2 separate regions of the Homo sapiens genome follow, and region 2 is linked to region 1. Evidence: read pairs that join two places in POLR2A ChIA-PET (ENCODE). Cell type or tissue: A673. All regions are shown on one strand. Each heading gives the region's core, and the rest is flanking DNA. Links, peaks and the distances in the headings are about the cores only.

Region 1 (2,917 bases), core at 104-2,603:
TTAGACTGTTTAAATCATTCCTGGTTAGGTTAAAGAGACTTTTAGGTTTCTGAGGTTTCACGTCAATTTCAGAGGTAAGCAAACATAAAATAAAAGCTCTCTCACTGCTATGATTTTGTTTTACTCTCCTTTTCCCTAAATGGTGAGCAGATTAGTCTAATATTCAGATTTCACTCTAATAGCCTGCTTTGACAATCTGGGAAACACTAGATTCCAAAGAAAATAAGGAAATATATATACATATATGTATATATAATTATGGTCCAAACGGAGTGGAAAGAATACAACACATGTAAGGAATTCTTTTGTTACAGGTACTCAGTCTAGTCCTCTTCTGCCCATTTCCTTCCCCTAACACGTCTTCCCTAACTTACAGCTGCCTCATTCTTTTTTTCCTTCTGATAGAGTTTTGCTGGTTTTGTTGATCTTGGAAAGATCAGTTTCAGCTCAGTGGTGCACAAAAGCTGGATTGGAGAGAATTTAAGAGAGAATAATAGGAGAAGAGGAATTAGAGACAGCTAGTATAGACAACTGGCTACAAGGGTTACAGAGAAATAAGAAGGTAACCAATAAGGGAAGTGCTGTCAAGAGGAGATTTTTGTTTTTGAAATGGTTGACACAACAGCATGGTTGTATACTGATAGAAATGATCCAGTAGAGGAAAAATTGATGAAGTAGGGTAGACAGGGAGGATTTGCTGGTCTAGTGTTCTTTATTCTGCGAGAGGGGTGAGATCTAACGCACAAGTGGAGGCTTTTGCATGGCTGCACCAAGAGTGCTTCCTTACTGACAGGGAGAAAGGCAGGGCCTAAAGCCGTACCCCTGCATGGATAAGTGTGCATGGTAAGAGTGAATGGAAGTTCTCTTCTGATTCTTCAGTTTTTTCAGTGAGGAAAGAAGCACAGTCGACAGCTGAGAGTGAGGATGGGGGAGAAGAGAAGAACAGAGATGAAAATGTCCATGAATAGAGTAGGAGAGTGAAAGGACCAGGGAAATACAGGACATTTGCTGGGAAAATAGCAAGGGCCTACTTAAGTTCCTAGTGATACCTTTAAAGTAAGACCAAACAGCTTGGTGTGTGTGTGGGTGGGTGTGTTTGTCTATCTGTCTGTCTGTTTTCCATCTATGACCAGCTCATGGGTACAGAAACAGTATGGGTGGAAAGTTGGATTTAACCGGAGTTGCAGTTTTGCCCACCAGCATGGCAGAATTAAAGTGGTCAGGGAGTTCAGGGAGTGATTATACAGATCGACTCTGAAATTTAAGCTGGTTAAAGATGGAATAGAGGGCTTCAAATGGCTATGGCAGTTAAGACAGAAATGGTGCCTCTGATGTGCCTCCCTTTGGTCTTTGCACGACTGGCTCCCTCTTGTGGTTCAGTCATTCTGTGCTCTCACCCTTTTAACTGCAGAGGACTTAACGTTGTTTTCTTATTACTTTCTTCTATTTATCCACCCAGCTATGTATGCTCTGTGCTCTGCTTTACACTATTAGAATATAAGCTCCATGAGAGCAAGCACCTTGTCAGTAATGTTCATTGTTTTATAGCCACAGCACTTATTTGACTTATTTGGCAGAGTGAAGACAACAAGTATTTGATGGAAGAATGAAGAATGACTAGGACGTGATTATAAGGCCTTCGCCATCCTGTGCATGGTCTTCTACATGTGCTCCTGTTTGTCAGTTTTCTGTTTCTAACCTCCACCAAGAGAAAGAAGATGCTTCCCCAGGGTTAGGGTTACTTGCTAGTCAATCCACTCCAGGTCTCCCTCAAGGCCTTCCAAGGCTCTGGGGAGGAGAACTCAAGGAGAAATTTACCCCAGAGTTACTGAGGCACCAGATGTTTCAGAGGCCAGCCAAAGAGGAAGGAGGTGTCATAAGGGCATAATTGCTTTCCATTTTGTTTTGAATTTTTTTTTTTTTTTTTTTTTGAGACAGGGTCTCGCTTTGTCACCCAGGCTGGAGTGCTGTGGCACAATCATGGCTCAATGCAGCCTCAACCTCCTGGGCACAAGTGATCCTCCCGCCTCATTCCCCCAAGTAGCTGGGACTACAGGCCCATGCCACCCTACTCAGCTAATTTTTGTATTTGTTTGTATTCTTTTGTTCCACCATGTCACCCAGGCTGGTCTTGAATTCCTGGGCTCAAGCAGTCCTCTTGCCTCGGCCTCCCAAAGTGCTGGAATTACAGGCATAAGCAACTATGCGTGGTCTATTTTGCTCATTTCTTACTGGGTTATTTTCTTATTGCCGAATTTTAGAAGTTTTTAATATATTATGGATGCAAGTCCTTCATCAGATGTATGTTTTGCAAATATTGTCATTTCTCAGTGGTGTCTTTTGAAGAGCAGAAGTTTTAATTTTTATAAAGTTTTAACTTGTCAGCTGTGTCTTAGATTGTTCATGCTTTTTCTGTCATGTGCAAGAAATCTGCCTAATCGAAGGCTGCAAAGATTTTGTCCTGTTTTATTCAAGTTGTTGTATATAATGTGAAGTTAAGGTCAAATTTCATCTTTTTGCATGTGGTTATTCAGCTGTTCCAGCACCTTCTGTTGAAAAGACTATTCTTTCCCCACTGAATTATTTGGCACGTTTCTTGAAAATCAATTGAACCAAAGCGTGGGCCGCACAGTGGCTCATGCCTGTAATCCCAGCACTTTGGGAGGACGAGGAGGCCAGATCACCTGAGGTCCAGAGTTCAAGACCAGCATGGCCAACATGGCAAAGCCCGTCTCTACTAAAAAAAAAAATACAAAAATTAGCCAGGTGTGGTGGCACGCATCTGCAATCCCAGCTACTCAGGAGGCTGAGGCAGGAGTATTGCTTGAACCTGGGAGGCAGAGGTTGTAGTGAGCCGAGATTATGCCACGGAACTCCAGCCTAGGTGAGAGTGAGACTCTGTCTCAAAAACAACAAC
Region 2 (2,917 bases), core at 176-2,675, 160 kb before region 1:
AATGTCAATCCAAATCTGACCCACCCAAGATTTCCAAGGTAGACACAGCTAGCCCCTGACTCACTAGCAACCACAGTTATGTCATTCTACTCTCTCCTTTGCAACCCACACATGATTTCTTCTTACTGATTTTCTTTTTCCATCCTCTACAGTGCAGTAGCATCCTGCATTGACAGGCAGTTAAGGGCATACACATTGCAATCAGAAAGCTGTGGGGCAGATCCTAGTCACTCCTTTCAAGACCATAACCAACGTCTTCTAAACTAGTCTATGTCAAAAGATAGTAATGGTCACGATCATAACACCAATAATAAAAGCTGATATTTGCTAAGCACTTACTATGCCACTAACAATGCTAATCACTCTACATGAATGATCTCAATTGCCACATTAACCCTGTAAAGCAGGACTACTCTCATCCCCATTTTACATTCCGGGAGAACTTTGCCAAGGTCATACTGCTGGGAAGCGGCAGAACAACAAAAAAAGGTCCATTTCTGAAAGGTAAACCACTTCTTGTAAAAGTACTTCTAAAAGGAATCAGCAGTCCTTCTGGAACATGAAACATTTAGGCTTTGAAGATGCATCAAAGGTAATTTTTTCCAGTGTGTGATTTGGGGCTTTGCTGATTGGCTGGCTGGAAAGAAACTGGATTCAATGTTTCAAATGCAACCTCATACCCCAAATATTTATTACTCTCTAGCTGTTCCACTGGATAAGGTAAAATGAGCTTCCACTTAGATCTGTTTAATTGGTAGGGTGGCCATATACATATAAAAATTATATATAAGTTTTTTTGAGACAGGTCTCACTCTGTCACCCAAGCTGGAGTGCAGTGGCACAATCTTGGCTCACTGCAATCTTGGCCTCCCAGGCTCAATGCTGAATCCTCCCACCTCAACGTCCAGAATAGCCGAGACTACAGGCGTGCACACCATCACGCCTGGCTAATTTTTCTATTTTTTTGTAGAGACAGGGTCTCGCCTTATTGCCCAGGCTGGGGTGTCCATATAATTTACTGTACCAACTAGGAGATATTAAAACATCAGGAACTATTCATAACTATGCTGGGAAAATAGGAATAGGCATATACTGGAACATATGACCACCCTACTGACAGCAGAATTCAAAGACAATAAATGGCAAGTGAACTGCCATGGACTCACTCAACACCATGGCTCAATTTCACTCAATAAATAATTTTTGTGTGCCTACAATGTGCCAGCCTCTGTGCTAGAAATTGGTCATACAATGATAATAATTCCTATGAACCAGACACTAATAGAACTGACTAATCATTCAATAGTTACAACATGATAAGCTTCGTATTAAGGAGAAAAATCAAACTGCAGAATAATACATATGGCAAGATTCCATTTGGGAGGGAGGGAGGGAGGAAGGGAGGAAGGAAGGAAAGAAGGAAGGAAGGAAGGAAGGAAGGAAGGAAGGAAGGAAGGAAGGAAAGAAGGGAGGGAGGGAGGGAGGGAGGGAGGGAGGAATTGAAAGGAAGTGTGTGGGAGCAAAAATAATCTTCTAACTCCATATAAGGGTGGATCAGACGAGGTTTCACAGAGAATGTCCTGGGGCTGGGATTTGCAGAAAAATAGATATTAAATAACAGAAATAGGTGGGACTGGAGATAGCACATTTCTGGCAGAAATAAGAGCACAAGTTTGAGAGCATGTAGTGGTCCTTTCACAAAGTGCACATTGGTGCACTGGAGGGTGCGTTGGGGGGTGAGTGGCCAGACATGGGGCTACAGCAGTGGACAGAGGCAGGCGTGGTCAACCCTCTAGACCATGCTGAGTAGCCAAGACTCTACAATGCAGGTTAGAGGAGGCCAGTGATTGTTGATTTTGAGAAAGACCAATGTCAGGTCATTTTGAGAGCAGCTGACAGAAGGCAGAGACCAGCAGTTTGGAAGCAACTGCAATGGTCCAAATAAAAGATGATGTTGAACCAAACACTATGAATCCCCTACCTCAGACAAGGGGCCAGGCACTAGGGATTCAAAAATAAACACGATCTACTCGCTGCCTTATGGAAAGTGAGGTTAAATGAAGAGGGAACAATTTTAATATAAGAGAATGACCATAGATGCTTCAAATAAAAGGTTTAAGTTAAACAATGGAATGCTTCTGACTCTAAACACTTTGAGAACTGCTAAAGAAAAAGCTAACACAAAGTTTAGAGGTTGTAAAGTCCCAAAACAACGAAATAAACAGCTGAGGAGAAAAGAACCTTTCTGAGACAGAACTATCCAAGGCTGACCTCTTTTATTAAGTGGTTGTAAGGATAACTGGGAAGTATCTGGGCAAATACATGGTTTTGTTTTGTTTTTTTGAGACAGAGTCTCATCTGTCACCCAGGCTGGAGCGCAGTGGCGTGATCTCAGCTCACTGCAACCTCTGCCTCTGGGGTTCAAGTGATTCTCCTGCCTCAGTCTCCTGAGTAGCTGGGATTACAGGTGTGCACCACCATGCCCGGCTAATTTTTGTATTTTTAGTAGAGATGGGGTTTCACCATGTTGGCCAGGCTGGTCTTGAACTCCTGACCTCAAGTGATCCACCCATCTCTGCCTCCCAAAGTGCTAGGATTACAGGCATGAGCCACTGTGCCCAGCCAAACACATGGTATTTAAAACACAACTATAACTATAGTATTGCAACTTGGGGAACGTGTGATGGGTGGGTCTTTCCTCAATACAAGATAAGGCACAACACTATTTAATAAAAAAAGCTCTCTGATTTTTTAAGTCTGATCCAACTTCAAATCCCACTTACTAGCTATGTGACCTTGAGTCAATTATTTTACCTGCCTCTCTTCACTATAAAATGAGAATAACCACATATATACCTTATAGGATTGTGAAGGTAAATGAGGCAGGATTCCCAGCTAAAATGGCAGATTGAACAGA

The links. Peaks named below come from ENCODE experiments on the same cell type or tissue, not always from the same donor. Only the 100,000 strongest peaks of a DNase experiment are listed, where the experiment ranks them.
Region 2: POLR2A ChIA-PET joins it to region 1 with 11 read pairs; 1 of 35 experiments calls an interaction of 5 or more read pairs at or near these places.

Annotation. Positions count from the first base shown.
Region 1 is chr1:65,074,197-65,077,113 of GRCh38, forward strand. No RefSeq gene overlaps it. Among named protein-coding and RNA genes, the nearest start is that of MIR101-1, 17 kb to the left of the region's middle. RefSeq lists silencers at 1,330-1,379, 1,400-1,449. In A673, for the core only: CTCF peaks have their summits at 1,386 (motif pointing left) and 1,588; a DNase peak (open chromatin) is centred at 1,355.
Region 2 is chr1:64,912,240-64,915,156 of GRCh38, forward strand. The region is part of intron 1 of JAK1 (Janus kinase 1); the gene reads right to left. Among named protein-coding and RNA genes, the nearest start is that of JAK1, 53 kb to the right of the region's middle. In A673, for the core only: no CTCF peak of the experiment used is centred there; a DNase peak (open chromatin) is centred at 1,562; H3K4me3 peaks cover 692 bases; H3K27ac peaks cover 2,409 bases.